Regions from separate parts of the Homo sapiens genome. Here region 2 is linked to region 1. Evidence: chromatin loops called from intact Hi-C (ENCODE). Cell type or tissue: heart right ventricle. All regions are shown on one strand. Region 1 overlaps MCC (MCC regulator of Wnt signaling pathway). Region 2 overlaps DCP2 (decapping mRNA 2).

Region 1 (2,500 bases):
CAAGCTACATGCTACTCACTGTTTTCCTTCACAGCTTTCTGTGGAGACAAGATTTCCTTTTACGTCTGCCAAACATATGCCCTGTACCTATGTTGTGATCCCATTCATTCCAGCCTCTGCTCAGCTGCTGTTCCATTAGTTAATATTTTCTCTTCTGTGCCTCTTCTCTCCTTTCCTCTTGGCTCACCCCCCAAAAATAAGCAGGTAAATCTGGCTGTCTCTGTATATCTGTGTGTTTGGGGTGTATAAAACTCCACCTGCCACTGTTGGGTTTCAGGGCAGAGAGCAGAGCTAGTCAGAGCAGCATGCTTCATCTCCCTTTCAAACCTGCTCACCCAGGACCAGGGCAGGACAAATGTATCAGACAGACGAAGTTGGCCTTCAGGCCCCCTTATCCACTGCTCCTTACTCTGGTATCACCCTCTACCCCCACGCCTTTGGTTTTACCATCTACTTAACTAATTCTCTGTGACTCTAAGATTTGCCATGTTAATAGCCTCTTCAGACTCCAATGCACAGTTTCCAAGAAGCCAAAAAAGTGGCGGAGGGAAATAAGAAATATAATGCAGTATTTCAGGAACCACCACCAAATAAGAAGAAACATCTGAAAGGAAAAAAAACTTCCTTGGCATGCTGAAACCCAAATGGAAAAGACTGTCTCCCCATAAGGCCAGCTTTGCTTCCCATAGTGTCTGAGGTGTACTGCAAACAGCAGGAGTTGAAGATGGTCAGTGAAGACCCACCAATGACATAAGTCACACAGGGCACTCTGTCATTATCTCAGGGAAGGGGAGGCCAACCATTATGTCTGAGGACAGAGTCACCAAGGAGCATCTTCCTTAGGATTCTCACTCTGTAAAGCAAAGATAATGAGAACAAGTGACTGCTCAAACGTCCAACGTGGGAAAACTGGAAGATTGTTTAGTCCAACCTCCTCAGTTTACACAAGAAGAAAAGGAGATGTAGGAAAAACTTGCTCAAAGGTCACGTAACATGACGCAGGCAGAGCTGGGGTTAGAACCTCTGTTTCTTGAGTCATCATCCCAGTGCAGCCTGCTCCCACAGCACGCTGCCTCCCAACATCTGTTCCTTCACAGAGACATGTGCCTTTATAAATAATTGTTTTTAAAAAGTTACTCAGGTTACCAGACCTTTTCTGTGATCCTGTGTTCTTGTTATTGGAATCCTAACATCAATCACAAAATTATGTCACACGCTTCCTGAGGAGTGCATGGAACTGTTTGTGTAAGTGGTGTGGGGAATTCAGATCAAATATTCAGGGACTCAAAACTGAAGACAAAGACGGCCAATGCTGGAAAACGCATGTGGCTTTTTCTAAGGGGCTGAGTTCCAAGCATGTGTAATTCCACTCCCTCTACTTCCTACATTCTGATGACTGGAAATCTTGGGGTCAGTCCAAGGTCGACCTACACAAAGGGAACTCCCTAGGATAGCCTTAGAAAAACACAGCCCCTGCAACAGGTAAATTTAGGGTACATCATTCCAATAAACTGTCTTGCCTGACAAGGTTCTCTGTAACAGGTCACACAAAGGATTTATACCTTTTCCTTACTGACTTAAGAGGTAGAGAATTTATCCAGAGGGGTTTCTTAAGGTCCTATTTTAACAATACAATCAAAAGTGTTCTATTTGGCCTCACTTTTCCACACATCGTAACTGTTCACAGGAAAATAAAGTCACCCAGTCTTCTGGCTTACAAACCTCAGGCAAATTCTACTTCTCACACCACCACCTTTGCAAATGCCATATGTACTAACTGTATTGTAAGAAATATTTACATCAATCTGGCCAAGCCAAAAGGTATTTTCTTCCATAACTTTAATTAGCACTGTCTGCGTTTTTTTAAGTTGGTATTGCCTACATTTGATTTCAACTGTTAGAATTCATGTTTCCATTTCTCCCATTCATTTGTGCTTGGAAAAGGAATACCACCATAATGTGTACTATGATAAACTTTAAGATACAGACAGCTTTTCTGATAGTTGGAAATCTCTTGCAGTGTGATCTCTATAGCCAGGGTGACAAACACGGGACTAAGGGGCCTGGCAGGTAACTAAATGATTCAGGAGGGCAGCAGTAAGTTCACATATAGATCTGGACTGAGGGATAGGGGCTGTGGCCTCGTGGAGAAGGTACAACCCTTCAAAGCTTCTCATACTTACCCCATTACCACAGTGAGGAAGACTGTTCTAGTTTTGCCAGATCTTCTGACTTCTCAAAAAAGGCGATAAATTCAGAGTTTGGGGAAGTCTCAGTTTTTAAAAATGTTAACTCAAGTTCAAAACAAAACAAAATACTGAGCCCAAACATGCCTATGGGCTGCTGTACTTGGCTGCTGAGTTTCCAGTTTGCTATCTCTCCTCTATAGGAAGTGGGAATGATGCATATTCAACGACGCCTACAAAAATTACTTCAGATTGTTAGTCTCAGAAACCCACTGGTGGCCTGAGGGGACATGCAAAAAGAAGAGGAACAGGAG
Region 2 (2,500 bases), 270 kb before region 1:
AGCCTCCTGAGTAGCTAGGACTATAGGCATGTACCACCATGCCCAGGTATTAAATACATTTTTTTTTGGTAGAGATGGGATCTTTGCCCAGCCTGGTCTCAAACGTACTTGTAGCCTCAAGCAATCCTCCTGCCTCAACCTCCCAAAGTGTTGAGATTACAGGTGTGAACTACCATGCTGGCCCCTTTGTGACTTTAATATACTTAAAATTATATTTGTTTTACGAACTTACAGTATTTCTTGAGTCTCTGATATGGTGAGATGATTAGTGCCTCATTTTTTCTTGCCCATTCCCTCGGCTTCTATCCAGATTAACTTGAAAAAAATTAGGGTTGATAATATTTATATTCTATTTTGTAAATCTACGTCTGTTATATTTTGTGCTATTTGTTGATTGTAAAAGCTGAACAATAATGATACAGTGTAAATAGATATGTAGTTTTTACAGTAGAGGCAAGTCTTCAGCGGCTAGTTTCTTTTCCATCGGGGCATAGTCAGGAGCCCTTTGTAAGTGTCTTGCAGAATATCTGAATGAATTCTCCGTTCTTATATCCTACAAATTGGTCAAAATGATGGTACCATTTAGTTTTTTCTTTGGGGAAAGAAATATATGCTTTTGTTACTATTGCTTGATTCCTTCTAGCCTTTTTGTTTGTTTGTTTTTGAGACGGAGTCTTGCTCGTTTGCCCAGGCTGGAGGCAATGATGTGGTCTCAGCTCACTGCAACCCGTGTCTCCTGGGTTCAAGCGATTCTCCTGCCTCATCCTCCCGAGTAGCTGGGATTACAGGCACCCTCCACCACACCATTTTTTATATTTTTAGTGGAGACGGGGTTTCACCATGTGTTAGCCAGGCTGGTCTTGAACTCCTGACCTCAGGTGATCCGCCTGCCATGGCCTCCCAAAGTGCTGGGATTACAGGCGGGAGCCACCATGCCAGGCCCCTTCTGGCTATTCTTGAAATCCATTTTTTTGAGGGGAGGGGACAGTTGGCTTTCTGTTCTAACTTTGGTGTTTTTGCTTCACATTTGGACTATGATTCTGTTGTACATGTACTCCTCTCTAATATGTCCAAAGTTTCTAGCTGCTTTTTTCAACCCTTCTCATCCGCTTCCTTATCTTATCCTCAATCATACTTTCGACAGAATCCTTTTTTCCCTTTAGACTGCACTCTTGGGGACCTCCATCCTCCTAATCCAGTCTGGACTCGTTGCTCCTCAGACTTGCCTAGCAACTAGAATACTAGAATTCACTTTCACAACTCTCTGAGATGGTACTTACTCTTTCTTGAATATCATGTTTCATCCTTTCTTGGTTTTCATTCTTGTTTTGCTTGTGCGCATTTTAAGTTAATTTCTTTGAGGGGGTTCATTAGGAAGTAAACTGAGTCCTTTAATGTGTAAAATACCTGTTTCTGTTTTCACACTTAGTTCCCACATGGTCTAGCGTCCACATTTTGAGTACCAGTGTCTAGGTGATATCCTTAATACTACCTTCCACTGCTTCCGTTGGTTATAGTAATAATAGTTTTTTTTCCCCCCGAGGGCTCTTACTTAGTTACTGTACATTTAAAGAAAAATACAGTTGCTCTGAAAAAGGAATACTCTTTTAAATTTCTTTTAGGATAATAATTCCATCTTTCAACCCTCACTCCTGTTTTCTTCTGGTTCCTCAATTATGTTTTCTTCAGCGTCAGTTAAAAAACTTTCTTGTCATGCTTCACATTTTCCTTAGATGGTAGGTGATTTTTGGATGCCTTTTTATATTAATGATGAGACATTTGGGAGGTTTATTCATTAATACGCTTCTCCTTTATGTGAGTAGATAGGGAGCTGGCTCTTACACTTGAGGGTTTTTCATTTTTTAAAATACAGATAAAGCAGACTTTAAAGGATAAAGGTGGTGGTTATCAGTGTTGATTAATCAAGTTGGGCTCAAGGATTTCACAGGTCTTAAATGCCATCACACAGACTGCCATGCCAAGGGCATTCTGAATGCCAATTACAGATTGAAGTTCCTTCAGAAACCAAGATGTTATCAAAAACTGATGAAGTCTGGGTTTCTCTTCAAGTAAGACAAACACATTTCTTACATAGAGAAAATAGACTACTTGGTTCTGAAAGTTAAAACACTACGCTGAATAATTCCCCTCCCCTTCCCCACAAGTCCCTAAGGCAATATTACGGTTGCCTCTGACAGTTAAAATTTCAGCATTTCAACAGAGCGGGCTGAGGAGAACTGGGAAAAATGAAAAGCAAAATTAATGTAATTGATATGGGGGGTATTTTTTTAAAAAAATAGAGACGGGGTCTCACATTGTTGACCAGGCTGAATTTGAACTCCTTGGCTTTAGTAGCTGGAATTTCAGGCATGTACTACCATGCCTGGCAAGGCAGTATAGAAACATAAAGACTCACAGTAGGATTGACTTACGAGACCTTTCAGCACTGAAGGATATGAGTTTCCAAGTATGTATAGTCTATGGAATGACAGTGTAGTGG

What was found. Peaks named below come from ENCODE experiments on the same cell type or tissue, not always from the same donor. Only the 100,000 strongest peaks of a DNase experiment are listed, where the experiment ranks them.
Region 2: it touches region 1 in a loop (7-fold over the local background); 1 of 110 quality-filtered maps calls a loop at or near these places.

The regions. Positions count from the first base shown.
Region 1 is chr5:113,249,426-113,251,925 of GRCh38, forward strand. All of the region lies in intron 3 of MCC (MCC regulator of Wnt signaling pathway), which reads right to left. Among named protein-coding and RNA genes, the nearest start is that of TSSK1B, 180 kb to the right of the region's middle. In heart right ventricle, no CTCF peak of the experiment used is centred here; DNase peaks (open chromatin) are centred at 1,076 and 1,355; H3K27ac peaks cover 2,500 bases.
Region 2 is chr5:112,981,126-112,983,625 of GRCh38, forward strand. The region is part of intron 1 of DCP2 (decapping mRNA 2); the gene reads left to right. Among named protein-coding and RNA genes, the nearest start is that of DCP2, 5.6 kb to the left of the region's middle. RefSeq lists an enhancer at 317-852. In heart right ventricle, no CTCF peak of the experiment used is centred here; no DNase peak of the experiment used is centred here.